Linked DNA regions of Homo sapiens: region 1 is linked to region 2. The links are chromatin loops, found by intact Hi-C in ENCODE. Cell type or tissue: endothelial cell of umbilical vein. All regions are shown on one strand. Links, peaks and the distances in the headings refer to the core of each region. The heading gives the core; the rest is flanking DNA.

Region 1 (17,203 bases), core at 5,453-13,452, 110 kb before region 2:
ACGGCAAATGTTTGCCTATGTGACAAACCTACTCATCCTGCACATGTACCCCAGAGCTTAAAATAAAAGCTGGACATTTTTTAAAAAGTTAGATTTTCATAGGTTACCACGACAAAGAAATATTTTAAGTGAGTTAAATCTGAAATGGCATCAAAAGGACACTGAGAATCTGGATTAGCAGTGAGAGGGGAAGCCATTACAAGGAAAAATAAGAGAGTCTACTTCTTCTTTTATTTTTATTTGTTCGTTAGTTTGTTTCTCCTAGCCCCCACCATTAATAGGTAAGAAATAAACAGCTTTTACTCATCAAAAATTATATCAGATATATTTTCTATCCCGAGAGGAGAGCACATTCATGGCAAATTTTAGTTATGCAGTTAGTGTTTATGAAGTTTTCACTCCAGAATATATACTCTATTAATCTTCATCTTTTTTTGCAATTAATAACTATTGATTTTCAAAATTTGGTGTTTAAGCAAACACCAAATATTTCAGAAACATAGATGGTGGCTTCTTGATTATAAAATTTTATGCTGTTGGTTTCTTTGTATTCAAGAACCAATAAAACAAACCAGCAGTTTGTAATCTTAAGTACCCCTAGTCTGAAACAACCACTACAAGAAAAAAGAAAAGTAATATTGGCAGGCATAATTAGAAGTATTATATACAGGTCAAACAAATAATAGTCTAACTGCATTCTAACTTTAAAATGGGAGAACTTCTGTGTTTAAATATAAGCAAATACATTTAAAAAGAGGAGTGGTCAAAGTAGATTGCATCCAGAGAAAAACAACTACAAGAGCACAGTTGTCAAATAAGGAAATTGAAGGAGTTTGGTACTGAGAAAAGGGTAATATGTGCTTTCACATATTTGAAAGAAGGCCAGGTTGAGAAGGGCATGGCGTTTCAATTGTTTACTTCAGAGAACCTAATCAGGATTAGTATGGGAATGACACCTCTACCATTTTTTATTTGTTTGTTTCAATTCAATGTATTGGAGAGCTCATCAGCTGTGAGAAAATTAAACAACAGATGATACCTGATTTCTTATGCTCCCCCAATCACTGGAAGTAAGTTTTTTTTTTAGTTTTTATTTATCTACTTGTTTGTATTTTTTGGTAGAAAGACTACTGTAATAAACTCATAATTGGCCGGGCGTGGTGGCTCACGCCTGTAATCTCAACACTTTGGGAGGCCAAGGTGGGCGGATCACAAGGTCAGGAGTTCAAGATCAGCCTGGCCAATAAGGTAAAACCCCATCTCTACTAAAATACAAAAATTAGCCAGACATGGTGGCAGGCACCTGTAATCCCAGCTACTCGGGAAGCTGAGGCAGGAGAATCGCTTGGACCCAGGAGGCAGAGGTTGCAGTGAGTTGAAATCATGCCACTGTAACTCCAGCCTGGGTGACAGAGCGAGACTCTGTCTGAGAAACAAAAGAAAACAAAAGAAAACAAAAAACTCTGTCTGTAGTTGGTCCATGCAGATTTGTCTCTTCTTAGATTGTTCACACCATTCCTAGTGAATATTTTCTGGCTATTTTGGGATTTTCCTCTTTTCAGGGCAGTTAGATGCCCCTTTTGCCTTCTCTCCACTTACTCTTGTCTGGAAGCTGCTACAGTGCTGTTCCCTGGAATAATTTGGAAGTTGACAGAACTATTTTACCACATAATATTTTTATAGATGTCCATTACCCTTGTTGCTATATTTTTCTAAAACAAGGGAATTCAGAAAAATTACAAATTACTCCACTTCTTCACTCTGTGTCTCAGAATTTTCTATTGTGGGCATTCTATTAGCTATGAGATGGCTATTTTTTCAGTGATGTACTAAAATATAAATCCCATTTATTTGAGAGATGAAAAAGGAAATACATAAAGAAAACTTATAAAGTCATACAATTTTAGACTTATGTTATTTATATCAGAAAAAAGTACATATATTTAACTCAACCTATAGGGGTCCTCAAAGAAGAGAACAAGAGAAACAACATAGGACCGTGCAAAAATAATAATAATTCAAGAACACTCTCCTGAGATAAAATTTTGTTGTCTGAATTAGTCTAAGTATGGTAATTATTACATTAGGTATACTTTTCAAATAAAGAAAATTACATAGTTAGATAATGTAACAAATACGGGCCACAATAAAAAAATGTAGCTTATGAAAATGATTCAGAAAAAAAGTAGTTACATTTGATAATATCTTAGGCTTTTGGTAATTTAAGAATATGAAAAGTATTGACTAGTTTTTATTTTTAAATAGATTTATTTTTTATTCATAATAACTTAATGTGTTTTTACACAAGAATTAAAAAGTTTTAAGTTGTATAATTATAAGTTTTTATGTCATTTTCTGTATGTAGTGATGACACAGAAAAAACTGAGAATAACACAGTGTTCGCTTGACCAAAATCATAGGGTAAGACTTGGTAGAGATACTGATTGAATACTTTCAAAGTTATGATGAGACATGCACAATAAGCTAAGAATATTTTCTTGAAAAAGCAGATGAACTCACTTTTCTTTGTAAAGTTGTTGGCATGCTGACTTCTAGTTTTAAATCCTACATGCAAATAGCTTAGAAATCAACACTCCCGTTCTCAAAACAACAAAAACAGAAAAGACTGAACACACTAAAATTCAATGACTTTTGAATTCATCAGAAAACTGAGGTCACTGGCAAATCAAAAATATAGAGAGAAAGGTAAATACAAAGTCACTGGTGAGATCACCTGAGTCATAAACTGGTGAGATCACTAAAATTGTAATTTTGACAATTTGCTGGAGGCTAAGTGTAGACTAGTACTAGTGTCAGAGTGAGAAACTCCTGGGAGCTGCCAGGGTTTTTTTTTGTGTTGGGGGGAGGGGGGTACGAGGGGACATTACTATAGGTTTTACTGCCAGGGGCCCCATCACTTTCTCACTGTGAAGTCAGAAAATACTCTCATTTATACATTTCCACGGAAAGGCAGAAGACATAATAAAATAGCCAACATAAGACTGAAAATAAAAAACAAAGTTGGAGGATTCACGCTACCCAACTTGAAGTCTTATTGTAAAGCTAATAACCAAAGCACTGTGATGTTGGTGAAAGAACAGACAAAGAACAATGAACGAAAGAAAGAGCTCAGAAATAGAACTAAACAAATATAGTCAACATTTGTTTATATGTTACAATAATAAAGGAGCAAATAAGATTCAATAGAAACAGGGCAGTCTTTTAAAAAAATTGTACTGAACCATTGTGGGTTCATATATTTAAATAAGGAACATAGATCCACTTTTTGCAAAAATTAAATCAAATGTCAAATAAAATGAATATAAAATTAAAAACTATAAAAATTATAGAAGAAAACATAGAAATATAGGTGATTTTGGGTTTGGCAATGAAGTTTCAGACAAACACAGAAAGCATGACCAATGAAAGAAAAAACAAACGACAAGACAATGTCTATTAACTTTAAAATCCCCTGATCTGTTAGAGACACTATTGAAAGAATAAAAAGACAAGCTAAAGATGGGAGAAAACATGGCAAAACGCATATCTAAGAAAGAAATGTTACTCATAATAATATGGTTTGGCTCTCTGTCCCCACCCAAATCTCACTTTGAATTATAGTTCCCATAATCCCTACATGTCATGAGAGGGACACAGTGCGAGGTAATTTAATCATGGGGGTGGTTATCCTCATGCTGACTAGATCTAACAGTTTTATAGGGGATTTTCTCCCTTGTGCTTTGCACTTCTCCTTTCTGCCATTATGCGAAGAAAGACTTGTTTGTTGTCCCTTCTGCCGTGATTGTAAGTTTTCTGAGGCCTCCCCAGCCATGCTGATCTGTGAGTCAATTCAACCTTTTTCCTTTATAAATTACCCAGTCTCAGGTGGTCCTTTATAGGAGCATGAGAATAGACTAAACATTTACATTAAACAATAGAAAAACAAACAACATAATTGAAAATGTGAAAGAAAATCTAAAAAGATACTTTCCAAAGAAGATATACATATAGCAACAGACACATAAAAGGATCTTCAACATTTATTTGCTATTAGGGAATTACAAATTAATACAATAAACGGATACTATTAAAAACCTGTGAGAATGGCTAAAATTCAAAAGACCTACAATACCAATTGCTAGCAAAGAAGCAGACTAATAGAAACTGTCATTCATTAGTGGTGGGAGTGTAAAATGGTACAGCCAATTTGGAAGACAGTTTGGCAGTTTCCTACAAAGCTAAACACAGTCTTACCATGCCATACAGCAATCACACTCATTGGTATTTACCCAAGTAATTCAAAAACATGTCCACATAAAAGCCTGCACACAAACACACAGAGCAACTTCATTAATAATCAAGAAAAAATAGAAACAACCAGTCATTTACTCAGTGAATAGATACACATGTAACCTGTAGTACACTGTGCAACAGAATAGTATTCAGTAACAGGAAAATAAAAGAGGTAGAAAGCCATGAAAAGAAATGGATAGATCTTAAGTGCATATTTCCAAGTGAAAGAAGCCAGTCTGAAAAAGATACATAGTATATGATTAAAATTATAGGACCTTCTGCAAAAGGCAAATCTCTAGAGACTATAAAAATAGATGTTGCAGGGGTTTAGAGGAAGGAGGAGAAAGTTGAAGCACAAATGACTTTCCAGGGTGCTGAACCTATTCTGTATAGTGCTATAATGTGGATATATGACACTATACATTTGTCGAATCCCACTGAACTTTACAACAGAAGAGTGGACCGTAATGCATGCATATTAAAATTATTTATGAGGTTGGATGAATAACAGGATAAAATGAAGAATATGACAAAATAATATAACTGTATTATAAATTTATGAAAAAGCTTACTCAAAAGCATATGGTAGGGAGGATGTGCTGACTTAAGTTACTTTGGAAATGAGGGGAATGTGTAAAACTAAAGGCAATGAAGCAGCACATAAACAATGTAATAGTCGGGAAAGTTGTTTTTCACAACGATGGGGTTAAAAATTCTGATCCTGCTGCACTGCTATATATAGCAGGTGCTCAGTATAGAATGAACACAAATAAATGCATCAAGGGTAGTGGGAGTCAGGTGTCTCACTCTTGGAGTGGAAGTATATAGATAAGTATTTGGAGAAAGCTAGAATGATAGAAATAGTAAAGGATTAGAGCTTGGCTGGATATGAAATTCTGGGATGAAAATTCTTCTCTTTAAGAATGTTGAATATTGGCCCCCACTCTCTTCTGGCTTGTAGAGTTTCTGTAGAGAGATTCACTGTTAGTCTGATGGGCTTCCCTTTGTGGGTAACTCGACCTTTCTCTCTGACTGCCCTTAACATTTTTTCCTTCATTTCTACCTTGCTGAATCTGATGATTATGTGTCTTGGGGTTGCTCTTCTCGAGGAATATCTTTGCAGTGTTCTCTATATTTCCTGAATTTGAATGTTGGCCTGTCTTGCTAGGTTGGGGAAGTTCTCCTGGATAATATCCTGAAGAGTGTTTTCCAATTTGGTTGCATTCTCCCCATCACTTTCAGGTACACCAATCAAATGTAGATTTGGTCTTTTCACATAGTTCCATATATATTGGAGGCTTTGCTCATTCCTTTCAATTCTTTTTTTCTCTAATCTTGTCTTCTTGCTTTATTTCATGAAGTTGATCTTCAATCTCTGATATCCTTTATTCTGCTTGGTTGATTTGGCTATCAATACATGTGTATGCTCCATAAAGTTCTTGTGCTGTGTTTTTCAGCTCCATCAGGTCACACAATAATAGTGGGAGAATTTAAGACCCCACTGTCAATATCAGACAGATCAACAAGACAGAAAATTAACAAGGATATTCAGGACTTGAACTCAGCTCTGGACCAAGCAGACGTAATAGACATCTAAAGAACTCTCCACCCCAAATCAACAGAATATACATTTTTCTGAGCACCACATCACACTTATTCTAAAATTGACCACATAATTGGAAGTAAAACACTTCTCAGCAAAGGCAAAAGAACGGAAACCATAACAAAATGTCTCTCAGGCCACAGTGCAATCAAATTAGAGCTCAGGATTAAGAAACTCACTCAAAACCACAAAACTCACTCAAAACCACACAGCTACATGAAAACTGAACAACCTGCTCCTGAATGACTACTGGGTAAATAAGGAAATTAAGACAGAAATAAAGATGTTCTTTGAAACCAATGAGAACAAAGACACAACATACCATAATCTCTGGGACACACTGAAAGCAATGTTTAGAAGGAAATGTATAGCACTAAATGCCCTCAAGAGAAAGAAGGAAAGATCTAAAATTGACACTCTAACATCACAATTAAAAGAATTAGAGTAGCAAGGGCAAAAAAATTCGAAAGCTAGCAGAAGACAAGATATAACTAAGATCAGAGCAGAACTGAAAGAGATAGAGACACAAAAAACTCTTCAAAAATCAATGAATCCAGGAGCTGGTTGAAAAGATCAACAAACTACATAGACCGCTAGCCAGACTAATAAAAAAGAAAAGAGAGAAGAATGAAATAGACACAATAAAAAAATGATAAAGGGGATATCACCACTGATCCCACAGAAATACAAATATACTATAAACACCTCTAAACAAATAAACTAGAAAATCTAGAAGAAATTGGTAAATTCCTGGACACATACACCCTCCCAAGTCTAAACCAGGAAGAAGTCAAATCCCTGAATAGACCAATAACAACTTCTGAAATTGAGGCAGTAATTAATTAACCAACCAAAAAAAGTCCGCAACCAGACGAATTCACAGCCAAATTCTACCAGAGATACAAAGAAGAGCTGGTACCATTCCTTCTGAAACAATATTCTAAACAATAGAAAAAGAGGGAATCCTCCATAACTTATTTTATGAGGCTAGTATCATCCTGATACCAAAACCTGGCAGAGACACAACAAAAAAAGAAAATTTCAGACCAGTATCCCTGATAAACATCGATGCGAAAATCTTCAGTAAGATACTGCCAAACTGAATCCAGCAGCACATCAAAAAGCTTATCCACACGATCAAGTTGGCTTCATTCCTGGGATGCAAGGCTGGTTCAACACACGCAAATCAATAAACATAATCCATCACATAAACAGAACCAAAGACAAAAATCACATGATTATCTCCATGAATGCGGAAGAGGCCTTCGAAAAAATTCAACACCCCTTCATGCTAAAAACTCTCAATAAACTAGGTATTGATGGAATGTATCTCAAAATAATAAGAGCTATTTATGACAAACCTGCAGCCAATATCATACTGAATGGGCAAAAACTGGAAACATTCCCTTTGAAAACCAGAACAAGATAAGGATGCCCTCTTTCATCACTCCTATTCAACATGGTATTGGAAGTTTTGGCAAGGGCAATCAGGCAAGAGAAAGAAATAAAGGATATTCAAATAGGAAGACAGGAAGTCAAATTGTCTCTGTTTGCAGATGACATGATTGTATATTTAGAAAATTCCATCATCTCAGCCCAAAACCTACTTAAGCTAATAAGCAACTTCAGCAAAGTCTCAGGATACAAAATCAATGTGCAAAAATCACAAGCATTCCTATAGACCAATAACAGACAAACAGAGAGCCAAATCATGAATGAACTCCCAGTCACAATTGCTACAACGAGAATAAAATACCTAGGAATATAACTTACAAGGGATGTGAAGGACTTCTTCAAGGAGAACTACAAACCACTGCTGAAGGAAATAAGAGAGGACAGAAATAAATGTAAAAACACTCCATGGTCATGGATAGGAAGAATAAATATTGTGAAAATGGCAATACTGCCCAAAGTAATTTATAGATTCAATGCTATCCCCGTCAAGCTACCATTGACTTACTTCACAGAATTAGAAAAAAAACTGAAGTTCATATGGAACCAAAAAAGAGCCCACAAAGCCAAGACAATCCTAAGCAAAAAGAACAAAGCTGGAGGCATCCTGCTACTTTTACACTGTTGGTGGGAGTGAAAATTAGTTCAACCATTGTGGAAGACAGTGTGGCAATTCCTCAAGGATCTAGAATCAGAAATACCATTTGACCCAGGAATCCCATTACTGGGTATATACCCAAAGGATTATAAATCATTTTACTATAAAGACACATGCACATGTATGTTTATTGTGTCACTATTCACAATGGCCAAGGCTTGGAACCAACCCAAATGCCCATCAATGATAGACTGGATAAAGAAAATGTGGCACATATACACCATGGAATACTATGCAGCCAAAAAAAAGGATGAGTTCATGTCCTTTGCAGGACATGGATGAAGCTGGAAACCATCATTCTCAGCAAACTAACACAAGAACAGAAAACCAAACACCGCATGTTCTCACTCATAAGTGGGAGTTGAACAATGAGAACACATGGACACAGGAGGGGAATATCACACACCGGGGCCTGTCGGTGGGGGTGAGGGGCTAGGGGAGGGATAGCATTAGGAGAAATACCTAAAGTAGATGACAGGTTGATGGGTGCAGCAAACCACCATGGCACATGTATACCTATGTAACAAACCTGCACATACTGCACATGTGCCCCAGAACTTAAAGTATAATTTTTAAAAAAGGATTAGAGCTGGAGATATCAGTTTGAACTTATATTTACTTTAATATTGATACAGATAAATTACATATACAAATATTTTTAGAAGTATGCATCCACATGGGCTAGTATACACATACATGTTTTCTTGCTCTGAGGTGACATACAAACAACAACATTTCAATAGAAATGAACACTCTAGTGTCCAAATCTTGGATTCTAATGTAATTCTACAATTAAACAGAAACCAAAAAACAAAAGAAGCAAGCAAACAAACAAACAACAACAAAAAAAACAAGGGCAGGGGGAATGGCTCACATCTGTAATCCCAGAACGTTGGGAGGCCAATGTAGGCGGATCATTTGAGGTCAGGATTTCGAGACCAGCATGGTCAACATAGTGAAACCACGTCTCTACTAAAAATAAAAATAAAATAAAATAAAATAAAGAGCCTGGCATGGTGGCGTGCACCTGTAATCCCAGCTACTCAGGAGGCTCAGGCAAAGGAATAGCTTGCACCCAGGCAGCAGAGGTTGCAGTGGGCCAAGATTATGCCACTGCCCTCCAGCCTGGGTGACAGAGTGAGACCCTGTCTCCAAAAACAACAACAACAACAAAGCAGATAGCTGATATAAAGATGGAGGCAGTAAATATGCAAGATGAACCTGGAGCATCTTAGAATGCCAGACGGAAAAGAACAGCTACAAAAAGAAAAAGAAAAGAAAAGAGAAATAGAGATAGAAAGAAAGACAGAAAAGAAAGAAAGAAAGAAAGAAAGAAAGAAAGAAAGAAAGAAAGAAAGAAAGAAAGAAAGAAAGAAAAGAAAAGAAAGAGAAAGAGAGAGGGAAAAAAGGCCTAAAGAAAGACCCACAATGATGGGTGTACATCAAAGAAAGAAAGAGAGAGAGACAAAAGCCCAAAGAAAGAAGACCCACAATATTGGGTGTATAACCAAAGAATATAGGAGTCAACTGAAAGAGCTCTCATAACTATTTTTGGAACAACTTGAGAAACAAAATAAATATTGTTGGGAAATACCCTAAAGTATAAAGTAAATACCCATGAATTTATAATTATTTAAATAATAAACAAATTGAGAGGAAGAGAAATCTCCCATGTAGAAGAATTACAAATAATCCATGCAGATCCTCTCTTATCAAAGAGCTGCAGCATAAAATCCCACTTCTGAAGCGTGGGCTATGCATAGTGATTTCCTTCCAAAGAGAACAATATGCAAAAGGAGACAATAAAGAACAACTTTCCCATTGAGAAACCTGACGAACACTACTGAGCCAGGTGGACAAAGTCAACATCAACAATGATAAGTCATGTTGCTAGTATGTAATCTTGGTCTGATGTGATGAGAATATCACTTTACCTCTGTAGTTATCCTCCCAAAACTGTAACTCCAGTCTAATCATGAGAAAATCACCAGACAGATCCAAATCAAGCAATATTCTACAAAACAGTCGACCAGTATTTGTCACACTGCCAAGATCATGAAAAACAGGAAAAGTCTGAGATATTGTCACAACTATCAGGAGTCTATGGAGGCATGATGACTAACTCTAATGTCATAGCCTGAATAGAAAAAAAAAGACATTATATTAAAACTAAGGAAATATGCATACCATATTGATTTTAGTTAATAATAGTAATACATCAATATTAATTTATTCATTGTGACAAATTCATCATAATAAAGGAATATTGATGTTAATAATAAAGGAAGATGAGTGAGAGGCATATGGCATCCCAGTATCATCTCTACCATTTTTCAGTAAATATCAACTTGTGTGAAAAAAAAAGTTTATTAAGAAAAAAAAATGTTTGACATGTTTTGTCTTAGTATTCATACTTTATATGAATCCCCAGTTATAGTCTTCAGGAATAGTGACACATTAAGCCTTCATAGGCTTGTAAGTTGTAATATGAAAGCACAGGCACATAAACATACATACATACAGTCATAGGAGGTAGGGTTTGTAATGACAAAATAAAGCAAAATAAAGGTAGAAGAGCATTCAAGACATGTAATCTTTTTCACGTACTTCTGTATCCAAGAAACCCATGTAACACGTCTTCTGTAACTCCTGTCATTTTGCCAAAGAAAATCATGTTATAAAGTAAGTTTTCTTACTTCCATTTGAGTATATTTTAATGCAGCCTAACATAGACGAACCATTTATGTTCCTGCTCACAGAATAGTTTCTTCCTTCACTTCTCTAGAATATCTAATATTAGAAACTCATTTATTCTATGGGACTTCTTAAATACTTGGATAAGAAAAGTAAAACATGTCTTGCCTCAGGCCAGTAAATAAGTGACAATCTACAAATTTAATATAAAAATGATTAATTTTCATAGACAGTAATGCAGCCCAGTAGAATTCTGTAAATTTACTCTATTAAATAGGTGAAAAATAAAAACTTAATGAAAGATTTTATGTAGAGAACCTTTGTTTATTATAGAGTAAGAAAGTGATGCTGCTCTAAAGTTGGAGGGAATTCTTGGAACAAGTTTTAAGATTTTAACAAAACAAAGACATACTAATCTATTTAGAGGAGCCATTTTTAATGACCCATTAATATTATTTATGCAGCTAAAGAGGTAATCCTAATGGTCCTCACTAATAAAAACGCTAATATTTTTTAAATTTTAATATTGTCAATTTTATTTTAATAGTCAAGGAAGAGCTAACTTTATTCCAGCAAGCATGAATGGACTAATCATTCCAAATAAGTGAAATTATGAAGTTTCATGCATTTACAAAGTACTTCACAAAGTAGCGTTTTGGTTCATCCAGTCGATGTCTAACCTAAATAAATATTTATTCATACACTTATTGATTAATTTCTTAAGAAAAACAAACAAAAAAAACCCCTTCTATTTAAAATGACATTTGTTAGACCCATCCTTAGATCATTCCACAAAGGAGAAATGACATTATTAACTAGAGGAAAAAAAAATCACAATATGAGAGATGTATTATGTATACTTATTTCTAGACAGAAGTGATAAAAATTTTATTGTTTATTTTATTTACTTGCTTATTTACTTACTGTATTCTATTTCATTCACTTTGAAGACTAAGAATTATGAAAGTACAGTGGCAGCCCTTTTAATTTACTGAGTACACTGTGTCTATTAGAAAAATACTGTCTTGTTTATAGCGTGCATATAATCAGATTCACTTTTCTCAACACAGAAAAACAGACTTCTCAATATCCAGAATATATCTTGCCTTATACTTACCAACTAAAGTAGGAGGATGTGATATAATAAGAAATATATATTTGATCTTTGTTTCTGGTTCCTGGCACAGAGCACCTAAATCTGTTGAAATTTCCAGAGTCATAGGAGATTTCATTTCTCTCTCTCTCTCTCTCTCTCTCCCTCTGTCTCTCAAAATAAAGCAACCTTGCTTGACAGGCCCCTAGATAGCTTCAGGATGGCAGCTGGTTGCCAGAAAGACCAAACCTTAACTAGAAACCTGAAACTTTCAGCCACACACGCAACCTCTGGGGAGGGTAGAAAGGTAGGAGATTGATTAATAAGTGATCATGGCCGCGCGGTGGCTCACGCCTGTAACCCCAGCCCTTTGGGAGGCTGAGGCAGGTGGATTACTTGAGGTCCTGAGTTCAAGATCAGCCCGACCAACCTGGTGAAACCCTGTCTCTGCTAAAAATATAAAACTAGCCTGGCGTGGTGGTGCATGCCTATAATCCCAGCTACTTGGGAGGCTGAGGCAGGAGAACCTTGAACCTGGAAGACAGAGGTTGCAGTGAGCTGAGATAGTGCCACTGCATTCCAGCCTGGGTAGCAAGAGTGAAACTCTGTCTCAAAATAATAATAATAATAATAATAATAATAATAATAATAATAATAATAATTGATCATGCCTACATGATGAAACCTCCATAAAAACCCTTAAATGATGGGTGGGATTCTAAGAGCTTCTTGGTTGTGAACACATGGAGGTCTGGGAGAGTGGTACATTAGGAGAGGGCATGGAAGCTTTGCACCCCTAGCCCTCATACCTTGCCCTATGCATCTCCTCTGTTTGGCTGTTGCTGAGTTGTAACCTTTATAATAAAGCAGTACATATAAGTAAAATGCCTTTCTGAGTTCTGGGAGCTGTTCTAGTAAATTATTGAGACTAAAGTGGGCGTATGGAAACCCCTCATTTATAGCTGGTCACTCAGAAATACGAGTGGTCTAGGACATGCAATTGACATCTGAAATGGGGGCAGTCTTATGGGACTGAGCCCTTTAACTTGTGGGATCTGACATTAACTCTTGCAGGATCTGACACTAGATAGACAGTGTCAGAACTGAATATAATTTACACCCAGTTGGTGTAAGAGAGTTAAAGAAGGGGTGTTCGAAAATGACACATGCATTTGGTGCCAGAGAAGAAAAAAAAAAAAAAACCTCTCAGTTTGTCTCCTAAGACTCAGAATAATTGGTCAGTTAATAAAAAAAAATTACTTGATAGCTACCATGGAAAAAAATTGTGCTAGATTTTGTGGGGATATGAGTAAGTTTAGATAAAAACCTTTAAGAAACAATCAGACAATTCAAATAATTGAAAATATTTTTAACAAGGATGCTAAACTATATGAATTGCCAAATCAATGACAAAGATGATAAACATTACAAAAATTTGAGGCATGTACAGGTCAAAATCATGAAGAAATACAAATTAGAAAAAACGTTTTGCAGGTTACAGCATCAGGGCCATGTCTTTGGCTCTGCTCTCAGTGGAGAATATAGTCTGGAGTGAACTTCACTGTTGCTCTGGCCAGTGACACAGTCTTGAGTTTCTCTTCCCTGTCAGGTTATGCACATTGAAGCTTTCTCAATTTCCTTCCTCTCCTTAGATACAGGTGATCTTCCTTGTCTCACACATACCCCCTACACACACATGCACATACACGCTAACACACATACACACACATATCCAAATCTTGAGAGGCACAGCACTATGCTGAAAGTTTTAGCAAGAAAACCCAAATCATATGGGGTAGGAAAAAAGAAAACAGAAGCGGTGGGTGCAGTCAGTTGCTAACTTATTAACCTCCTAAGTCCAATTACTTCATTGCCTTTGGGCTAAGGTAGAAGGCATGTGTAGCTGGAGGTAACTTCTTCCAAGAACTGGAAATTTTTCAATGTTGGCATTTCATAAGAACTTGAAGGGTCTAGTGTATGTTACCTCTTTATATTTCCCATTAAAAATATGCCCAGGCTCACATTTGTAATCCCAGCAGTTTGGGAGGCCGAGGCAGGTGGATCACCTAAAATCAGGAGTTTGAGAGAATTTCAGCTAACAAACTCCCTGGTGAAACCTGGTGAAACCCTGTCTCTACTGAAAATACAACAATTAGCTGAGTGTGGTGGCAGGCACCTGTATTCCCAGCTACTTGGGAGGTTGAGGCAGGAGAATCACTTGAACCACGGGGGTGAAGACTGCAGTGAGCCAAGATCGTCCACTGCACTCCAGCCTGGGTGACAGAGTGAGACTCCATCTCAAAAAAAAAAAAAAAAATGGACCCAGGGTTTTTTAATCAGATGTAGAAGGCTGGCCACCAAATACTTGCATTGCAATTGGCTGGAGCTAGAGATAAACTCTTAATGGTGTTAAGCCCTAAGATAGGGGGTTTTGTTTTTTAATAGCAGTTAGTGTTACTAAACTAAGCAATAAATACATTGATAATAGAAGCTAGGCATTGTCATCATAAAAAACCTTTAGTTTTTTTACTTTAGTGTAGCGTTAGCCAGTGGCAAGAAAACAGACACAGTAGTCTGGCAGCAAAATATTTGGTAAAACTGCCATGTGAAATAACTTGGAAGGAAGATCCTGCCCACTGAGCTTGTGGCTCTAGGGGAAGTGGTTGGAAAGATGCAGCAGAATAGTGAGTTAGCTTCTAATTGTGGCCTTTAGCGAAGTATTACAAGAAAGAGGTGAGTTCAGGAGAGAATTGGCTGATTTTCAAACAGACATTGAAAGAGAAGAAACAAATAAGCAAAGGGCTTTATAGGTTTAGGATAATAAGAATACATCTGAAACCTAGATTGGAAGAACTGTGGGTATAATTACTAGTGCAATGAAAAGTCTAGAAACAGCACATTTAAAATCTGCTAATATGTTAGAGAATTGTATTGTCAAAGAATTTGAAGGCTGGACTAAAATATGATTTAGGTGTTTGAATTATAAAACAACATTGGGTGTCAATCACATTATCAGGAAGAGGGTTGCAAAAATTGTGCAGATTCTAAGGAACACTGCATGTTACTGTGGCCAAGTAGGACAATGAACTGTGAAAATTTTTCCAGAGGTGTGAGCCAGGGGCCTTGCAAAACAATGCACAGGAAACGTTGCCAAAGAAGACCTAATCCAGGCACTTTTCCAACTTCCCAGGGAAAGGGTCCTGCACAAATTCCATTAGCAGAATTGTATATAAGCTAGGAAGTGTATCTTCTACGTTTGCCTTTTCTTACCAGGAGATAGGACCTAGGGAAAGGCAAACAGAAACTGAAAGCAGTCCCAGTTTCTGAATCAGTACACAAAAGGCCTCTTGCTGAATGTCTGCACAGGACATTGGATAAGACAGAAATACACTGTATTGGTTTAGCCATTGAGATTTGGTGGTTTGTTTGTTCCAGCAGTAAGTATTACCTTAAACATTTTTTAAAAAGATAAAATTGAGTCAAAAAGAAAATAAATGCATGTAGACAACAATATGGAGTTAGAATATGTAAGATAGGTTTATGAGATAGTGAGTTCTCCACTTATTAAATAAGTATTAAGATATTGAAGTTCTTAGTTTAAATGCAAATGTGATGAAGTCAGGATATATTATTACTCATAGTTATTTTCAGTTGAATTAACATATCAGCTGTGCTTTTGTTACCCAGAAACTCCTTATGGTAGATTTTGCAAAGAAAAAAAAAGCTGCACTTATCTTCTTGCTTTTGTCCACGTAGCCATCGATGTGATTCTGCAACTCTCACCATCAAGAAGTATAGTCTATTTCCCCAGGCTTTCAAGCTTTTGTATATTGCTTTGATACACGGAGTCAGAAAAAGTGAAATTGTACTCGTCTAAGCTGAGGCCTAATAGTCCTGGCATACCTCTGGTCTTGATTTTGGAATCCTGCAATATTGATTCAGTGGGACCTCGGTAATGCTCTGGATTAATGATCTCTTTAAAAAAAAATGGGAGTATGTGTTTTGTTTTCCTGTCCCTGTGTCACAATTGTATATTGACTGTGATGGGTGAAGGGGGGATGGAAAATTTGTCTTTTTTGTTCATAAGTATAGAAACTAATAAAAGTTGCACAATAAAAACTGCCTCTGGACCTAATGGAGATCATAAGGCCCTGAACTTCATGTGTGATATCATTATGAAATGAGGCTTTTATGGTGTGTTGGGAGAGGGTATGTTTTTCTTTAATGTGGGAAGGATATGAATAATTGTGACGAAAGGGCACAGTGTTGTAAACAGATTATAAAAATGGCTACAATTATTTCTCTCCTTTTATCAACACTGCTTTGCAATGAAACTTTGAAGCTTTTCCAATCAAGAGGCATAATCTATTTTTTCACCTTTTGAATCTGAACTAATCCTGTGAGGTGTTTTGACCAAGAGAATTCAGGGGCAGTAACAGTAAGCCAGTTTGAAGGCTAGGCCAGAAGGGGCTATGGACATGTCTGCTCTCCTTCTGTAAACCCTTATGTCCTGATGTAGACAAGCCCAGAGTGGCCTGCTGGGTGATGAAAGACAAGGAACCTATTCACATGATTCCAGTTGACTGCCAGCCAACAGCCAGGCATGAGAGTGAGGCCACCTAGACCAGTCAGCCCCCAGCAACCCAGCAATGAATCACATATACTAGAGTGAGTTTAGTTAAGATCAGCCAAGCCTGGCCAAGTCAACAGGCACACCCAACTTCCCATAGACTCCTGAGAAATAAGTATCTGTTCTTTTAAACCACTATATTTTGGTGTGGTTTGTTACCCAAGAATGGATAACTTATAATACATCCAGGAAAATTTTTAAAAAGATGCAAATTTTTAGCTATGCTGGTACAAAGCCTGAGAAAGGATAGAAAAAAATGCAGAATAAGGTGATGACAAGAAGGCCAGCACTGTTAGTGCAGTTAGTTTGAGGACATTGAGAAGTTAAGTGACAGTGAAAGAAAATCCACTGCACAGGTGAAAGGGGGGCAGAAAAGGGAGAAAGCATATTTGAGCAGAGGAAAATAGAAGAATATCAAAGGTCTGCTCTGATGCCTTATTTTCTGCTTTGCTAAGACCAGGTTTCATTTCTTGTGAATGATTTTTGGAGAGCCCAAGTAAAGGCTCAGAGCTAAAAACTATATTAATAGATTCACAAGAAAGCAACCAACAAAAACCCACTGAGGATTATGCACATGTAATAAAGTGGTAGGTAGGGTTAAGCACACAAAGACAACATAAAAACTCAAGCCACAAAAGAACTTTCTATCTAGTGAGAAAGCAAGAAAGATATACATTACGTTTTAAAAGATAGCATTGTGTTATGATGTGATGTGTTGCTAGCTCTGAGCTACACAGAAGGAAATTGAAAGGAACACTAGAGAGTATTTGTCCAGGCACT
Region 2 (17,203 bases), core at 4,372-12,371:
TCAAATAGTTACATGGCTTATAGCTACAGGTACATTTCCTTGAAGTGTCACCTCACTGCGAGACTTACAACTTGTGTAAACTTCAGCTGGATGACTTCATTAAACCAGCATTGTTCAATGACATGTTTCTGAAAATGTGTTTTCTTGTAGTGTCTAGCAGGGTCAGCAAAGAAACTGTTAACTAAAACATATCACATGAAAGTTTTACATACACTCTGGTTGTGTCAAAGCATCTCCTCTTTATAAACCCACTATAAATGTATGTAAATTCATACAATACTCAGCAAATATCATGTAACTTTCTTTAATGAGATATTGAAACATCTGATGAAAGTGGGAGCTCAATTCCACCCTGAAATCCCACTTTAACTCTTTCTCCATCCCAACCAACCCTTTTTGTATTACTATTCAAGTTTACTGTTCAATCTCATCTTTGCATGGTGACACTTCTACTATTCACGTAGGACTGTGTTTCACTGTTGCTTGTTTTGTCATTTTTCTTCCAAGTCAACTTCTCTCTGTCAAGTACAGCAAAGCTCAGCTCTCTCCTGTTCCAGAAAATTTCACTCTGAACCATGCTATTTCTTTTGACTCCACCTTGTCTACTTTAATATTCATTCATACATCTTGAAAGAGCTGTCTACACTTTACAATCAAACAAATTACTAAATTTTTTATCTAAACCTATTCCTCTCACTGAGATGTTCAGAGGCATTATAATAGAAAAAACTAATCTCCTCTTGAGGGCTCCCCACAAACCTTCATCAAAAAGAAAATGTTTACCAACTCATCTCTTCTCTATAAATTATTTTGTTTCCCATTGCTAACAGCATATTAAGCTTAGCATTGACATAAATTGAATTTTAAAACGTTTCTACCTTTCTCTTTCTCATTTGTTGGTCCCTTTCTTCTGATAAACTTGAATACAACATGACAACACACATTTATTTTAGACAATTAGGCAATTGTTTGCCCATATTCTGCCTTGATGCAAGTGAGTAGGAAACTCCCACAAGGACAAAAGAGAATGTTCTGTTAGGCTTATTAAGAAGTGAGAGTGGGGCCAGGTGCGGTGGCTCACACCTGTAATCCCAGCACTTTGGGAGGCCAAGGTGGGCGGATCACAAGGTCAGGAGTTTGAGACCAGCCTGGCCAACATGGTGAAAGCCCATCTCTACTAAAAACACAAAAATTGGCTGGGCATGGTGGCAGGTGCCTGTAATCCCAGCTACTCGGGAGGCTGAGGCAGGAGAATCGTTTGAATCCAGGAGGTGGAAGTTGCAGTGAGCCAAGATTGTGCCATTGCACTCCAGCCTGGGTGACAGGGCGAGACTCCATCTCAAAAAAAAACAACAAAAAAAAAACAGAAGTGAGGGTGGGATTCTCAAACCACGGCAAGGTACCGTCATCTTTAGGTGGCAGGGTCAGGCATGGTAAAGTGCGATCATATAGTAATTGCCCCTTCATTCATTCACTTCCATTAATGCTGCATGGACTTTTTCTATATTGTTAACTGCTTGTTCTCCAGTTTCTAGAACAGCACCCAGGACATATTAGGCAGCTCTTGAATAATGGAATAAAACGTATACTATTTTCCTATCACTGTATTCTCCCTCTTGGCTTAACGTAAAGACTTCAAAACTTTGAAGAGCAGTTTCAGCTAGATCTCCTTTATTCTATTAGAGTTGCACTTTTAGATTCTTCTTTTAATCACATTGATTTGACATTTATTCTCCTTTATGTTTCTGATTGCTTTGCGATATTCTAGGCAGTTCTTTTCACAGAAATAGGGTCAACATTCAGCTTTCCTGGAGTACTTCTCAGGTTATGATAACCCCCAATTCTTGTAACCATTGACTATATTTCTTTGCTGAAGAATTTAGGCAGAGGTGCTAAAAGCTATATAAATAATTAATGGAATGGAGACACTTAGATGCATAATTCAATTGATTTAGACAAATAGATCAGATATGTTAGAGCCACTGCACTGGCAAGAGATGGGAGACTTCTTCAGCAATACTAAAATACAGGGCTGAGACAGTTATTGGTGTTACAACTAGGATGAATTACTGCAGCCAGCTGAGATATAATAACAGTATGAATTATTGAATTGGCATCTTCCTGAGACAGCTTTGGTCACAGCCTTGCTATGTTCTGGAGATGATAGAAGGAGATTTGTGTGATGTAAATTTATAATCAAAGGGTGTTCAGGATGAAAGATGACCTCCAAGGTTATGAACCTGAGCAGGAGACTGCATCATCACATGAAAAAGGAACTGTAAAATATGAAGCATTCTTCAGTTAGTAGTTGGAAACCAAAGAAACTCCACTTTCTTAAAAATTTAACTTGAGGAAAGTTTCTGATAGACAGAGATAGAATGTGAGATACCAAGATGATCCTACATTGGACACCTCGGGTGAGGGATGTAGATCTGTGCAATGTCAGCCTAATCATGTTCCTGAAATTATGCCAAAGACAGGATTAGTAATTAATTAAAACATTTGGGCTCTGAAGAGCACAGACACACAAACTCATGCGTACATGCTGCAATTACTTTGCAAACAAATAGTTTGGGCCCCATGTATGGTGAAAAGTAGGATATTTTGTTAACATACTGATTGTTTCATTATAACTAAATCAAGAAGATGCTATTATCTTGGAAAGTGATCTGAAAAATGTGCTTCTCACTCTGCCAATAAGAAGGTGCCCTTTTCTTCTGAGCTGAGCTAGTTGTGCAAGACAAACCCAGACACACAGGGGAACGCATTCCTCTGCCACCACTGCTTGACATGCTGAGTGATGGAGATGGACTGGGAGGCAGCATCTCCTTTTCTGAAAACAAACTGGCCTTTAAAAAGGGCTGTTAAACTGCTGTCTCATGTTTGATTATTCTGTCCTCAGTAAAGTCCTCTATTTTTTACTACTAAATGGTCATTTTTATGAATGACATTATTTTTGTCTGATGACTGTTTCTAGAAGCAATAGGTCAAAAGCAGCAAACTATAGACCAAAGCTGGAACTGTGAAGAAAATTACCCCAAGTAATAGACCGTGGTCAGTTCAGTCTAAGAAAGCGTCCTCCAGGAAATTATGTCAGATACTAGAGAATTTAGGGAAAATCTCTTATAGACATGATTTTAATTTAATGTAATGAAATAGTAATGCATAGATTTATACCATGCAATAAGACATTTTTATGTCTATACATAATTTCAAATTACATATGAAAAATACAGTAACTCAAATTAATGCAGTTCTAACATATGATCAATTGCATTGCATTTTCTGGCTGTTAAAATTGTGTTTTATAGCATCAATAACAAATGTAATAAAATGTATTTCCTTATTAGGTCCCTCAACTTTTTTTTTTTTAAGAAAGCCAATAACCTAAAATTGTTAGTGTAACTTTCTTTTTAAAAATGGCTAAATTGTTCTTATATTGTGTAATAAAGAGAACAGACAGTATTGACAAAATTAATGCAAAAAAACCCCACACAATTTTGCACTTTTATTTTCCTCTAAGACAACAAAGATACATCAAAGGAAACTGAAAAACAGTCCTAGAAAAAAGAACTATTACTACTTATAAAGTGTCAGAATCAATAAAATATAACCTGCTTGGTTTATTGGCTTTAAGATATTTAAATTACTGCTCTTTTATTTTTATTTTCAGAATTTTATTTACTGAAATAGAAATGGTTTAAAACTTATACTCCAAAGAACCAGTGTTTAGCTTGTCTGTACTCATTCATCTCCAGTGTACATCATGCTCTCCTTCACATAGCATAAACAGAGGCTTCCAGCTGGCTTCCCTTCACCCCCTTGCTGTCCTCTAGCCTAATAAGAAAGTCATCTCAGTTACTGGGAAAAGGGGACATCATTTAACAAAATAATTTGTACAGGGGTTTAGAATTTTCTCTCTCCTAACCAATTGGGGAATAGATTTTGGTTTATATTGAGAATAGGATAATTTTTGTTTTGATTCTGTTTTTGAGACTCTGGACACCAATTCTACCCATCCCAAGACTGCTGGCATCATCATGTCATCCTTGTGGAACACGAGGTTGTAATAATTATGAAGTAGGTAAGCATCCTCAGTAGCTTCTTTCTTTCCTTTCTGTCTTTCGTTTTTAGAGATGGGGTCTCGCTGTGATGCCCAATCTGGTCTCAAACTCCTGGGCTCAAGCGATCCTCCTGCCTCAGCTACCTAGGTAGTTGAGACTACAGACACACACCACTGCACCTGACCGCCACTATTTCTTTATTCAAAGAATCCAGAGGACAAAAACGTATATGGCAAAAGACATAAGATTAAATACTTTGTATTATCGTTCATGAAACTTTAATTTTATACATTTCTTTTAAAAAACAAAGCTACTGATCTAGTTTGGATATTTGGCCCTTCAAATCTCATGATGAAATATAATCCCTAGTGTTGGAGGCGGAGCTCAGGGGGAGGTGTCTGGATCACAGGGGTGGATCCCTCATGAATGGCTTAGTGCCATTCCTTTGGTGATGATGAGTGAGTTCACCAGAGATCTCCTTGTTTAAAAGTGTGTGGCACTTGTCCCCCTCTCTTGCTCCCTCTCAACCATGTGACATGCTCCTGTTGCCTCTCCTTCTGCCATGGGTAGAAGTTTCCTGAGGTCCTCACCAGAAGCTGAGCAGATGCTGGTACCATGCTTGTACAGCCTGCAGAACTGTAAGCTAATTAAACTTTTTAAATAAATTACCCAGCCTTAGGTGTTGCTTTATAGCAACATAAGAACAGCCTAATATAGCTACCCCTAAAGTCTACTAAGATTAACTTAAATGACCTTTCCTGGGCTATATATCTATAAAAACTTAGAGTTTACTCTCATTATAACCATCAATAAGCATGTGTGCTGCACCCACAGACAGCAATGTCCAGTGCTACATGCTGAGTACTGCTCCTTTTTGGAGTCTAAAATCCATTTGGGAGGAAAAAATCTTACACAAGAAAAGACAAATAACAGTATATTATAGGGGGGAGGTGGGAGGGATAGCATTAGGAGATAAACCTAATGCTAAATGACGAGTTAATGGGTGCAGCACACCAATATGGCACATGTATACATATGTAACAAACCTGCATGTTGTGCACATGTATCCTAAAACTTAAAGTATAATAATAATAATAATAATAAAAGTATATTATAATAAATGCTAAGAGCCATTATGAAGATCAAGATAGAATACATTACATAGAATATGTTCTAAACTTTATTCATTGCGAAGCAATTTTCTTTTTCACTTTTATTTTTTCTCTCTGATATGTAGCTTCATGATTGGAACAGTTCTCTTTGATTGGTGCATAGTTTTGAATTGCAGAGTTGTGGGAGGACACTTTTTCTCTCTGAACTTATTAAGGGTGACTAACGTGCTTGCCTCTCAGGAGCAAACATTTTCTAGATCCTCTGGTTTCTCAGAATCCCATAGACGAGCTTGGCAATTGACATCTTTAAATTACTGATGACCTGTAGTATTAATCCTTTCACCTTGCTGAGACGTGTCTGCTCGGCCATGGTAATCAGGCCCTTTTTGCTCATCATAATCCCATTAACAAATTGAAAGAGAGAACAAGAACTTTTTATTTTTTTTTTTTACCAATTCCTCTGACAGGAAGCAGTGCAAAGGGGTTATAATTATGGATTATGTCTTTTATTATACATTGGAGCAAGCACACATTAGCCTAATTAAAAACACAGTGTGAATATTCAACTGCATCAAGCTGCAAATGTTTAAGGGCTGTCTGTAACAGCTGAAAATATATTTTGGTCTCATAGCAAACCTCTTGTCAAGTTGTATGGAAAACTGAGTTCAAGGATTGAGGATTGCACATTTTTGTGTTGGCAGATTTACTGACACCTCATCATGTAAACACTTGCTAATCTAGGACTCAGAGAGACAAAGCATACCTGAATGAGCCACAGGATTATAAAGTGAGGTTGTGCTGAGGTTTACTAATGTAAGTAAGTCTGATGTTCAGTTTCACTAAATCTCCCACACTGGCTAAAATTACTTTTAGAAGAACATATGAATGAACAGAAGTCTTCTCCACACCTAGATAGAAAATACATCTGGAACACCTTAAGAAGCTGCCTATATTCAACTACAGAAATACTGGGTTGGAATCACAGAATTGTAGAGCTAGATTGGCATGTACTGGCAATATAGTCCAACCTTTTGAAATCAGAAGATTTAACAGGTGGATCTGTCATAGGGCACAGCCAGAACAGGATAGCCACAAATATCTGGGCAAGTTGCATATTGCCCCACTCTAAGAGGGGCCAATCATGAAAATTATGATGAACAATTTGCAGAGCCCCATGCAGTGGCACTGGATGTTTTTAAGGTCTTTAGCCCATTTCATGACTCAGTATCTTTTTAACCTACTTCCTTTAACTATTGAATTTTTAAAAATTCTCATCAGAGTACTCTTCGGTCTCTGACCTAAATTCTTTTTATTGAAATAGAAACATATTCTTTTTGTTTTATGGAAGATGTTTATAATCAAACACATTACTTTTTAAACATGTTCTATAGCGTTATTGATCTCTACTCATAAAACGTATTTTCTATTTAAAAGAGGTAGGGCACAATATGACTTAATTTAGCACACTAATATAAGCATGTTTGCAAGACACTTCTGTAATGAAGCACAATATATTTACTCACTGAGCAATAACTGATAGGAAAATTACCTTTCCAGTGTGTAATACTATGATGGAGAGAGCTCAATGAATGTGATACATGCTGTCATCTATTTGTGTTGGCAAAAGGGGGCCTAGATCTGGGTCATGGTGTCCAAATCAAGTTGGATCAGCTTTCTAAACATACATCAGATTCACTCCTGCTCAACATCTCTATTCTGAGTTACCTTCCTCTTTCACCTAGATAACTTCAATAGCCTCCACTCTGCTCACCTATTCCATAGCTGCCTACCTTTAACAAATTTTCCACAAAGCACTCATAAAATATTCTGAAAACATAAATCTCATTATATCTGCTTTCTTCTGTCCTCTAAACTATTTCAGTGGTTGCTTAGTGCCTCTAAAATAGAGACCTTACCATGACTCTCAAGGTCAGATGAGCTCTCTTGACCTTCTCCAGCTGCCCTGACCATCTTTCTTTTCCACTTATGCACCAAGGTATTTCTTGTCTCAGCAATTTTGAATCAGTAAGTTTCCCTTCCTAACAGCTATTCTTCTTGCTTTTGGAATAATCAACTCTTTTTTCTTTATCTTGCAGGCTTCAACTTAAATGTCATTTCACCAAAGAATTCTTTCTATTCCATATCACAACTGTGCCACATGCCCACATCAGGGTATTCTGTAATATTCATTTTGAGATTTCTCATAATTATAACTTAACCTATTTTCCATTTGACTTAATTTAATAGGTATGTTTTTCCTAGATTAAAATTTTCATGATGTCGCAAACCCAGTCTTTCATTTTCATCACCCTGTTCCCAGCACAGACTACAGTGCCTACATTTAAGCACATGGTGGACACTTGGAATGAGTGAATGAATGGGTACTGGCTAGCATCTAATGTCTGCCACACACACTGGGTTAATTAAATCACCCTCTTATTGCAGGATCCTAGAACATCTTGTTCCATCTGCTTGGAATAGTCTCCTTTCTGTTTCACCGTAACTTCTGCTTAGCCTTCAGAACACACTGCAAACATTACTTCATGAAGTTTTGTATCCCTAGGGTGGTTCCCTCTATTAGACACTTGTAGCACCATTCCATTTACATTTACAACATTTTTATAATAATTTTACATTAAATTGTGCAAAAGTTTAGTCATTACCTTTCCTGCACATAAGCTTTAAGAGTACAATTAACATGTGTTTTTTGCTTGCCAATATCCTAGGTGCTTAGGCTAGTGTGGGCTATATAGTATGCTCTGAAAGGACATTTGTGAAATGGATAAAGGAATAAATATTCTGAGGGGGATGGTTAAATGCATCAAGGTGTTCACTATGAGAAGAGTTGTTACTACAATAATAGTAGTTGTATGTGCGCGTGTGTGTGTAACATCAGGGCAGTCCAGATCTCAGTGGTATAATCCACTGTCTAACTGAACAAAGACTCCGATGCACATATTCAAAAGTAGAGACATATTTTTCTACATTAATTAAGGTTTTGTTTATTGGCCCAGGCTCTTCTGGGTTTAGTCAAAAGGGTTCCTTCTTTTTGTTCAGTAAGAATCCTCATATTCAGTGATTCACGAACTTACACCTCCTGTCTCCCAGATCCAGGGAAACATACGGGAAAGTGTATTCCACAAACATTTGGCAGCCTCAGTAAGGCAGAAAGAAAGCTGTCACCAGGCTATATTAATGACTTCCTTTATAGATGGCCTAAACAGGAAGCAGCAAAGACTTCTGGCTTAGATCCTGAGAAAATGCCTCAGGAGATCCTAAGAAACCTTCCCTGAGTATTTTCTCAAGGCTAAATGACCCAATTCTTCCAGGATTTCTTTATAGATTTCCCTCTAAAGGACTACACTTCCTGGCCACTATTCCAAATTGTAGGAATAAGTAATTCTATCCAAGTCATGAACTTTTTTCAACTCTTATCTAAAAGGAGGGCTCATAAGCCCACACAATCATAAACTATAAGAGCTTTAAGGGTATGTAGACACCATGTAAGTACATCAACATTTTAATAATGAGGAAACTGAGGCCTAGAATTTCTGTCTGACTTGGGCAAGGCCTCCTAAGTGGATATAATGATTAACTCTCGGGTACTCATAAGTAGTCTAGGTTGTCATTAAAAAAATAGAGGGGTTTTTTTGTTGGTTTGTTTGTTCGTTTTTTTAGACTGAGTCTCACTCTGTCGCCCAGGCTAGAGTGCAGTGGCGTGATCTTAGCTCACTGCAAGCTTCACCTCCCGGGTTCACGCCATTCTCCTGCCTCAGCCTCCTGACTAGCTGGGACTACAGGCTAATTTTTTGTATTTTTAGTAGAGACGGGGTTTCACCATGTTAGCCAGGATGGTCTCGATCTCCTGACCTCATGATCCACCCCCCCCTCAGCCTCCCAAAGTGCTGGGATTACAAAAAATAGAGTTTTTTAACCCCATCAAGATTTATAGATTCCTCACTGATGCTGACTGAGCAATAGTTATTTCTACTGCTATCTCTACCATTTCTTAATGGCCCAATTGTCTAAAAATCGGTTACTTGTGTTATCAAAATTTGTGATTTTATTAGATAATAATTACTCTCCTTAGATACTTATCATCTCTTATATATGTATGCTGAGGAGTCCTGGCTGTTGGAAAAATACAAATAACAAAATGAATGAGCAGTTGTAATTTTTAAATGAACAGGTTTATGGTTTTCAGTTTTGGATATTTTAACACTCAACAAGTGATACTTTGCATATCAATTTTTGTCATTACCTTTATGCAAGTATTATTTTATGACTCTTTTACCATTCTAAATGAAATTTAAATATGGAATCCAAGGACTCTAGGATGCTTGAAGGCAGATGGTTCTTCGTGTAACACTGAAGCTAATCTTTCAAGAGAATGGGAATAGTGTTGAGAGTCTTGTTGAGACATATTCTGGGGTTATCTATCAACAAATAAATATAGAATAACCAATCTCAAGATTGGCAATTTAGGGTTCCTCTCACATTATTCAGTTCTTTCTCTTCAATGCCCCATTATAAGCAAGATAGATTTACCCTTAAGAGTATTCCATAAGTATAGCAATTACAGAAACCATTCTTATGTGATTCTATGTTTCTAGCACTGTGCTAAGTGATTTATATAATTATCATATTTAGGTTCATGACTCTATCATGTCAGCTGAAGTAAATACCATTATCATCCCCATTAATAATATTGCAAATTATAGTCTTAGCATATTACATGACAATTATAATCTAATAAGAATGAATAAACATCTAACTTTAGGAATTTTTCATTTTCTTTAATAATTATTATCTCAAAAAATCACAGAATATCTAGGGCACATAAAAATGTAGAATTTCATGCAAATGGAAGCCACAGTGAAATACTATTCACTTATTAAAATAGCCAAAGTTTAAAAAAATGAGCATACAAAGTGTTGTTGAATATATGGAGGAACTGAAACTCTTGAACACTGTTGAGGTGATTTTTAGTAATTCAATCATTTGGAACTTTGGCAATTTCTTAAAAAGTTAAAAAAAATTATTTAACATATTATTCAGCCATTTTATTTCTAAGTAATTACCCAAGAAAAATGAAAGCTTGTGTCTATAATGGGTACATGAATGCTCATAGCATCTTTATTTGTAACAATCCAAACTAGAAACAACATAAATGTCCCTCAACAGATGAATGGATAGATAAACAAACTGCAATATATACATACATTAGGATACTATTCAGTAATAATAAGAAATAAATAACTGATACATGCCACAACATAGATGAATCTCAAAATAATTATACTGAGTGAAAAAAAGCAAAAAGAGGAACATACTGTATGATCTACTTACATGAAGTTCTAGGACATGTAAAGTGACAGAGAGTGGATCAGTGATTACCTAGAGATAAACAATAGAGTATGGGGAAAAGCAGAAGGAAAGAAATGCAATGGGATATAGAAGCATAAGGGCAGTTTTTGAAAGGATAGATATGTTTATTATTTTGACTGTGGTAATGGCTTCACAGGTTTATACTTATGTCACAACATGTCAAATGCCTTACTGTATACTTTAAATATAAATAGTCAATTATGCCTCAATAAAGCTCTTGAAATAAACTATAGAATTTCATAAAAGTGCAATTATTGCTAAACAAAAAAACTAATAAGTTTAATAGAAGTGCTAGCACTAATTATAAATTTTTGAAAATTAAAGTTGATACATAAATTAACCGGAAAGAGGTTCTTTGCATAGAGAAAAAAAATACAGAAATTTCCAATTTGTCCAACAATAAGTGTTAAAACCTAATAGTACATAAATGTAAGAATTATCAAAAAGAAAGACAGCATAGATTTAATTAATTAAACTAGTCAAAAGAAAGAAATTCATCAAATCCTATGAAAATTATGTTGGAAATATGAATAACTATGATAATGTACTAGGAAAATGGAAATGACAAAATTGACATCAAAATTGATTTTTTAAATGAAAAAATAAAACTCAACCATACTGCTGGGCACAGTGGCTCACACCTGTAATCCCAGCACTCTGGGAGGCCGAGGCGGGTGGATCACAAGGTCAGGAGATTGAGACCATCCTGGCTAACACGGTGAAACCCCGTCTCTACTAAAAATACAAAAAATTAGCTGGGCGTGGTGGGGGGGGCACCTGTAGTCCCAGCTACTCGGGAGGCTGAGGCAGGAGAATGGCATGAACCTGGGAGGTGGAGCTTGCAGTGAGTCGAGATCGCGCCACTGCACTCTAGCCTGGGTGACAGAGTGAGACTCTCTCTCAAAAAAAAAAAAAAAAAAAAAAAAAAAAAAACACTCAACCACAGAGAAAATTTAGAAATTTATTAGAGTAATTTGTAAAAATTTGGCCTCCTAAGTTTTTTAAAATTGGTTATTTCTTTCAAAACTTTGCAAAATATGCATCTCTTGTGAAATGTTTGCTATTTATAAGCATATGGTAATGCCACAATAATTTGAACACCATGGTATTGTCCAGGAGCAAACAGACATGTCCAAGGGAAACATATTTATTCATGCTCCTATAGAAAGAGGAAAAGAAAATAAATCTGTTGCAAAAAGGGTAAGATAAATGGACAAAATATAATGAAAAGATTAAATAAATATTTCTATTATTTGAAGAAACTGTAAACTATTATTTCATATTCGACTTAACAAGTAATAAAAAGATAGACTAAGTTTTGTGTCACATTGTGACACCAACCAAACCAGCAGCTTGTAAAAGAGTCTTTATTGCTCAGTGCATGTTTTCCTATGTTTACGTCATTGTTAGGTCCTTGAGGTCAGAATATGTTATTATTTGCACTCTCTGTGGTGCTGAGCACCATTGTAAACATTCAGTAATTACATTCAAGTGAGAAGATGGACCTGATCTCATAGGTAAAAAGGGGGTCATCTGTCCTTGAGAAGCAGAAGGGTGGGTACCGGGAATGCGGAGCAGGTCAAAAGCACCAAACCTGAAATCTCATGAATTTAGGAAAGGTTTTCAAAAGAAGCTTAATGCACAGGAGTTGACGTTTAATTAATAATTCCTTTCTTGAGAGACTTAAGCAGCTTGGGCTGTTTTCAGCTCTTTCAAGTACTCTCTTCTGCTGATGTAGCGAGAAGCAGCAAATTCAAAGTAAAGCTAAAAGAAGCCTGGAAGCTCAGCCTCTGGGCAGTCATTTTCAGTATTTATGACTGCCTGTAAATGGCTAGTGAGCTGGTGGTAGCACCATTGATTCTATTTTTAACAGTTGACTCTTACAATCAATGGGATTGACCAAACCAACAGTGAAGTCAGCAGCAACAAGAGCATGGCCCAACTGCGGTCCATTAATGTGGCCTGTGGCTCCAGGTGGGTGTACACCACCAACAAAGCCTTGAGCCAGGGAACACACCCCCTCACACCAAATATACCCAACCTCTTCTCTCAACACCAGACGACCCCATTACCATAGAAAACTTGGTGGGCGAGGAGGAGCCAAGATGGCCGAATAGGAACAGCTCCGGTCTACAGCTCCCAGCGTGAGCAACGCAGAAGACGGGTGATTTCTGCATTTCCATCTGAGGTACCGGGTTCATCTCACTAGGGAGTGCCAGACAGTGGGCACAGGCCAGTGGGTGTGCGCAACGTGCGCGAGCCGAAGCAGGGTGAGGCATTGCTTCACCTGGGAAGCGCAAGGGGTCAGGGAGTTCCCTTTCCGAGTCAAAGAAAGGGGTGACGGACGGCACCTGGAAAATCGGGTCACTCCCACCCGAATATTGCGCTTTTCAGACCGGCTTAAAAAACGGCGCACCACGAGACTATATCCCACACCTGGCTCGGAGGGTCCTACGCCAACGGAGTCTCGCTGATTGCTACCACAGCAGTCTGAGATCAAACTGCAAGGCGGCAGCCAGGCTGGGGGAGGGGCGCCCGCCATTGCCCAGGCTTGCTTAGGTCAACAAAGCAGCCAGGAAGCTCGAACTGGGTGGAGCCCACCACAGCTCAAGGAGGCCTGCCTGCCTCTGTAGGCTCCACCTCTGGGGGCAGGGCACAGACAAACAAAAAGACAGCAGTAACCTCTGCAGACTTAAATGTCCCTGTCTGACAGCTTTGAAGAGAGCAGTGGTTCTCCCAGCACGCAGCTGGAGATCTGATAACGGGCAGACTGCCTCCTCAAATGGGTCCCTGACCCCTGACCCCTGAGCAGCCTAACTGGGAGGCACCCCCCAGCAGGGGCACACTGACACCTCACACGGCAGGGTATTCCAACAGACCTGCAGCTGAGGGTCCTGTCTGTTAGAAGGAAAACTAACAAACAGAAAGGACATCCACACCGAAAACCCATCTGTACATCACCATCATCAAAGACCAAAAGTAGATAAAACCACAAAGATGGGGAGAAAACAGAACAGAAAAACTGGAAACTCTAAAACGCAGAGCGCCTCTCCTCCTTCAAAGGAATGCAGTTCCTCACCAGCAACGGAACAAAGCTGGATGGAGAATGACTTTGACGAGCTGAGAGAAGAAGGTTTCAGACGATCAAATTACTCTGAGCTACGGGAGGACATTCAAACCAAAGGCAAAGAAGTTGAAAACTTTGAAAAAAATTTAGAAGAATGTATAACTAGAATAACCAATACAGAGAAGTGCTTAAAGGAGCTGATGGAGCTGAAAACCAAGGCTCGAGAACTACGTGAAGAATGCAGAAGCCTCAGGAGCCGATGCGATCAACTGGAAGAAAGGGTATCAGCAATGGAAGATGAAATGAATGAAATGAAGCGAGAAGGGAAGTTTAGAGAAAAAAGAATAAAAAGAAATGAGCAAAGCCTCCAAGAAATATGGGACTATGTGAAAAGACCAAATCTACGTCTGATTGGTGTACCTGAAAGTGATGCAGAGAATGGAACCAAGTTGGAAAACACTCTGCAGGATATTATCCAGGAGAACTTCCCCAATCTAGCAAGGCAGGCCAACGTTCAGATTCAGGAAATACAGAGAACGCCACAAAGATACTCCTCAAGAAGAGCAACTCCAAGACACATAATTGTCAGATTCACCAAAGTTGAAATGAAGGAAAAAATGTTAAGGGCAGCCAGAGAGAAAGGTAGGGTTACCCTCAAAGGGAAGCCCATCAGACTAACAGCGGATCTCTCGGCAGAAACCCTACAAGCCAGAAGAGAGTGGGGGCCAATATTCAACATTCTTAAAGAAAAGAATTTTCAACCCAGAATTTCATATCCAGCCAAACTAAGCTTCATAAGTGAAGGAGAAATAAAATACTTTACAGACAAGCAAATGCTGACCGATTTTGTCACCACCAGGCCTGCCCTAAAAGAGCTCCTGAAGGAAGCGCTAAACATGGAAAGGAACAACCGGTACCAGCCGCGGCAAAATCATGCCAAAATGTAAAGACCATCGAGACTAGGAAGAAACTGCATCAACTAACGAGCAAAATAACCAGCTAACATCATAATGACAGGATCAAATTCACATATAACAATATTAACTTTAAATGTCAATGGACTAAATTCTCCAATTAAAAGACACAGACTGGCAAGTTGGATAAAGAGTCAAGACCCATCAGTGTGCTGTATTCAGGAAACCCATCTCACATGCAGAGACACACATAGGCTCAAAATAAAAGGATGGAGGAAGATCTACCAAGCAAATGGAAAACAAAAAAAGGCAGGGGTTGCAATCCTAGTCTCTGATAAAACAGACTTTAAACCAAAAAAGATCAAAAGAGACAAAGAAGGCCATTACATAATGGTAAAGGGATCAATTCAACAAGAAGAGCTAACTATCCTAAATATATATGCACCCAATACAGGAGCACCCAGATTCATAAAGCAAGTCCTGAGTGACCTACAAAGAGACTTAGACTCCCACACATTAATAATGGGAGACTTTAACACCCCACTGTCAACATTAGACAGATCAACGAGACAGAAAGTCAACAAGAATACCCAGGAATTGAACTCAGCTCTGCACCAAGCGGACCTAATAGACATCTACAGAACTCTCCACCCCAAATCAACAGAATATATATTTTTTTCAGCACCACACCACACCTATTCCAAAACTGACCACATAGTTGGAAGTAAAGCTCTCCTCAGCAAATGTAAAAGAACAGAAATTATAACAAACTATCTCTCAGACCACAGTGCAATCAAACTAGAACTCAGGATTAAGAAACTCACTCAAAACCGCTCAACTACATGGAAACTGAACAACCTGCTCCTGAATGACTACTGGGTACATAACGAAATGAAGGCAGAAATAAAGATGTTCTTTGAAACCAACGAGAACAAAGACAACATACCAGAATCTCTGGGACGCATTCAAAGCAGTGTGTAGAGGGAAATTTATAGAACTAAATGCCCACAAGAGAAAGCAGGAAAGATCCAAAATTGACACCCTAACATCACAATTAAAAGAACTAGAAAAGCAAGAGCAAACACATTGAAAAGCTAGCAGAAGGCAAGAAATAACTAAAATCAGAGCAGAACTGAAGGAAATAGAGACACAAAAAACCCTTCAAAAAATCAATGAATCCAGGAGCTGGTTTTTTGAAAGGATCAACAAAATTGATAGACCGCTAGCAAGACTAATAAAGAAAAAGAGAGAAGAATCAAATTGACACAATAAAAAACGATAAAGGGGATATCACCACCGATCCCACAGACATACAAACTACCATCAAAGAATACTACAAACACCTCTACGCAAATAAACTAGAAAATCTAGAAGAAATGGATACATTCCTCGACACATACACTCTCCCAAGACTAAACCAGGAAGAAGTTGAATCTCTGAATAGACCAATAACAGGAGCTGAAATTGTGGCAATAATCAATAGTTTACCAACCAAAAAGAGTCCAGGACCAGATGGATTCACAGCCGAATTCTACCAGAGGTACAAGGAGTAACTGGTACCATTCCTTCTGAAACTATTCCAATCAATAGAAAAAGAGGGAATCCTCCCTAACTCATTTTCTGAGGCCAGCATCATTCTGATACCAAAGCCGGGCAGAGACACAACCAAAAAAGAGAATTTTAGACCAATATCCTTGATGAACATTGATGCAAAAATCCTCAATAAAATACTGGCAAACTGAATCCAGCAGCACATCAAAAAGCTTATCCACCATGATCAAGTGGGCTTCATCCCTGGGATGCAAGGCAGGTTCAATATACGCAAATCAATAAATGTAATCCAGCATATAAACAGAGCCAAAGACAAAAACCACATGATTATCTCAATAGATGCAGAAAAAGCCTTTGACAAAATTCAACAACCCTTCATGCTAAAAACTCTCAATAAATTAGGTATTGATGGGACGTATTTCAAAATAATAAGAGCTATCTATGACAAACCCACAGCCAATATCATACTGAATGGGCAAAAACTGGAAGCATTCCCTCTGAAAACTGGCACAAGACAGGGATGCCCTCTCTCACCGCTCCTATTCAACATAGTGTTGGAAGTTCTGGCCAGGGCAATCAGGCAGGAGAAGGAAATAAAGGGTATTCAATTAGGAAAAGAGGAAGTCAAATTGTCCCTGTTTGCAGACGACATGATTGTTTATCTAGAAAACCCCATCGTCTCAGCCCAAAATCTCCTTAAGCTGATAAGCAACTTCAGCAAAGTCTCAGGATACAAAATCAATGTACAAAAATCACAAGCATTCTTATACACCAACAACAGACAAACAGAGAGCCAAATCATGAGTGAACTCCCATTCACAATTGCTTCAAACAGAATAAAATACCTAGGAATCCAACTTACAAGGGATGTGAAGGACCTCTTCAAGGAGAACTACAAACCACTGCTCAAGGAAATAAAAGAGGATACAAACAAATGGAAGAACATTCCATGCTCATGGGTAGGAAGAATCAATATCGTGAAAATGGCCATACTGCCCAAAGTAATTTACAGATTCAATGCCATCCCCATCAAGCTACCAATGATTTTCTTCACAGAATTGGAAAAAACTACTTTAAAGTTCATATGGAACCAAAAAAGAGCCCGCA

The links. Peaks named below come from ENCODE experiments on the same cell type or tissue, not always from the same donor. Only the 100,000 strongest peaks of a DNase experiment are listed, where the experiment ranks them.
Region 1: a loop joins it to region 2, with 8 times the contacts of the local background. A loop is called at or near these places in 1 of 110 quality-filtered maps.

The regions. Positions count from the first base shown.
Region 1 is chr18:39,439,092-39,456,294 of GRCh38, forward strand. The region is part of intron 3 of MIR924HG (MIR924 host gene); the gene reads right to left. Among named protein-coding and RNA genes, the nearest start is that of MIR924, 170 kb to the right of the region's middle. In endothelial cell of umbilical vein, for the core only: no CTCF peak of the experiment used is centred there; a DNase peak (open chromatin) is centred at 10,010; H3K27ac peaks cover 1,700 bases.
Region 2 is chr18:39,552,938-39,570,140 of GRCh38, forward strand. The region is part of intron 2 of MIR924HG (MIR924 host gene); the gene reads right to left. Among named protein-coding and RNA genes, the nearest start is that of MIR924, 61 kb to the right of the region's middle. RefSeq lists enhancers at 12,271-12,901, 12,902-13,531. In endothelial cell of umbilical vein, for the core only: no CTCF peak of the experiment used is centred there; a DNase peak (open chromatin) is centred at 8,454.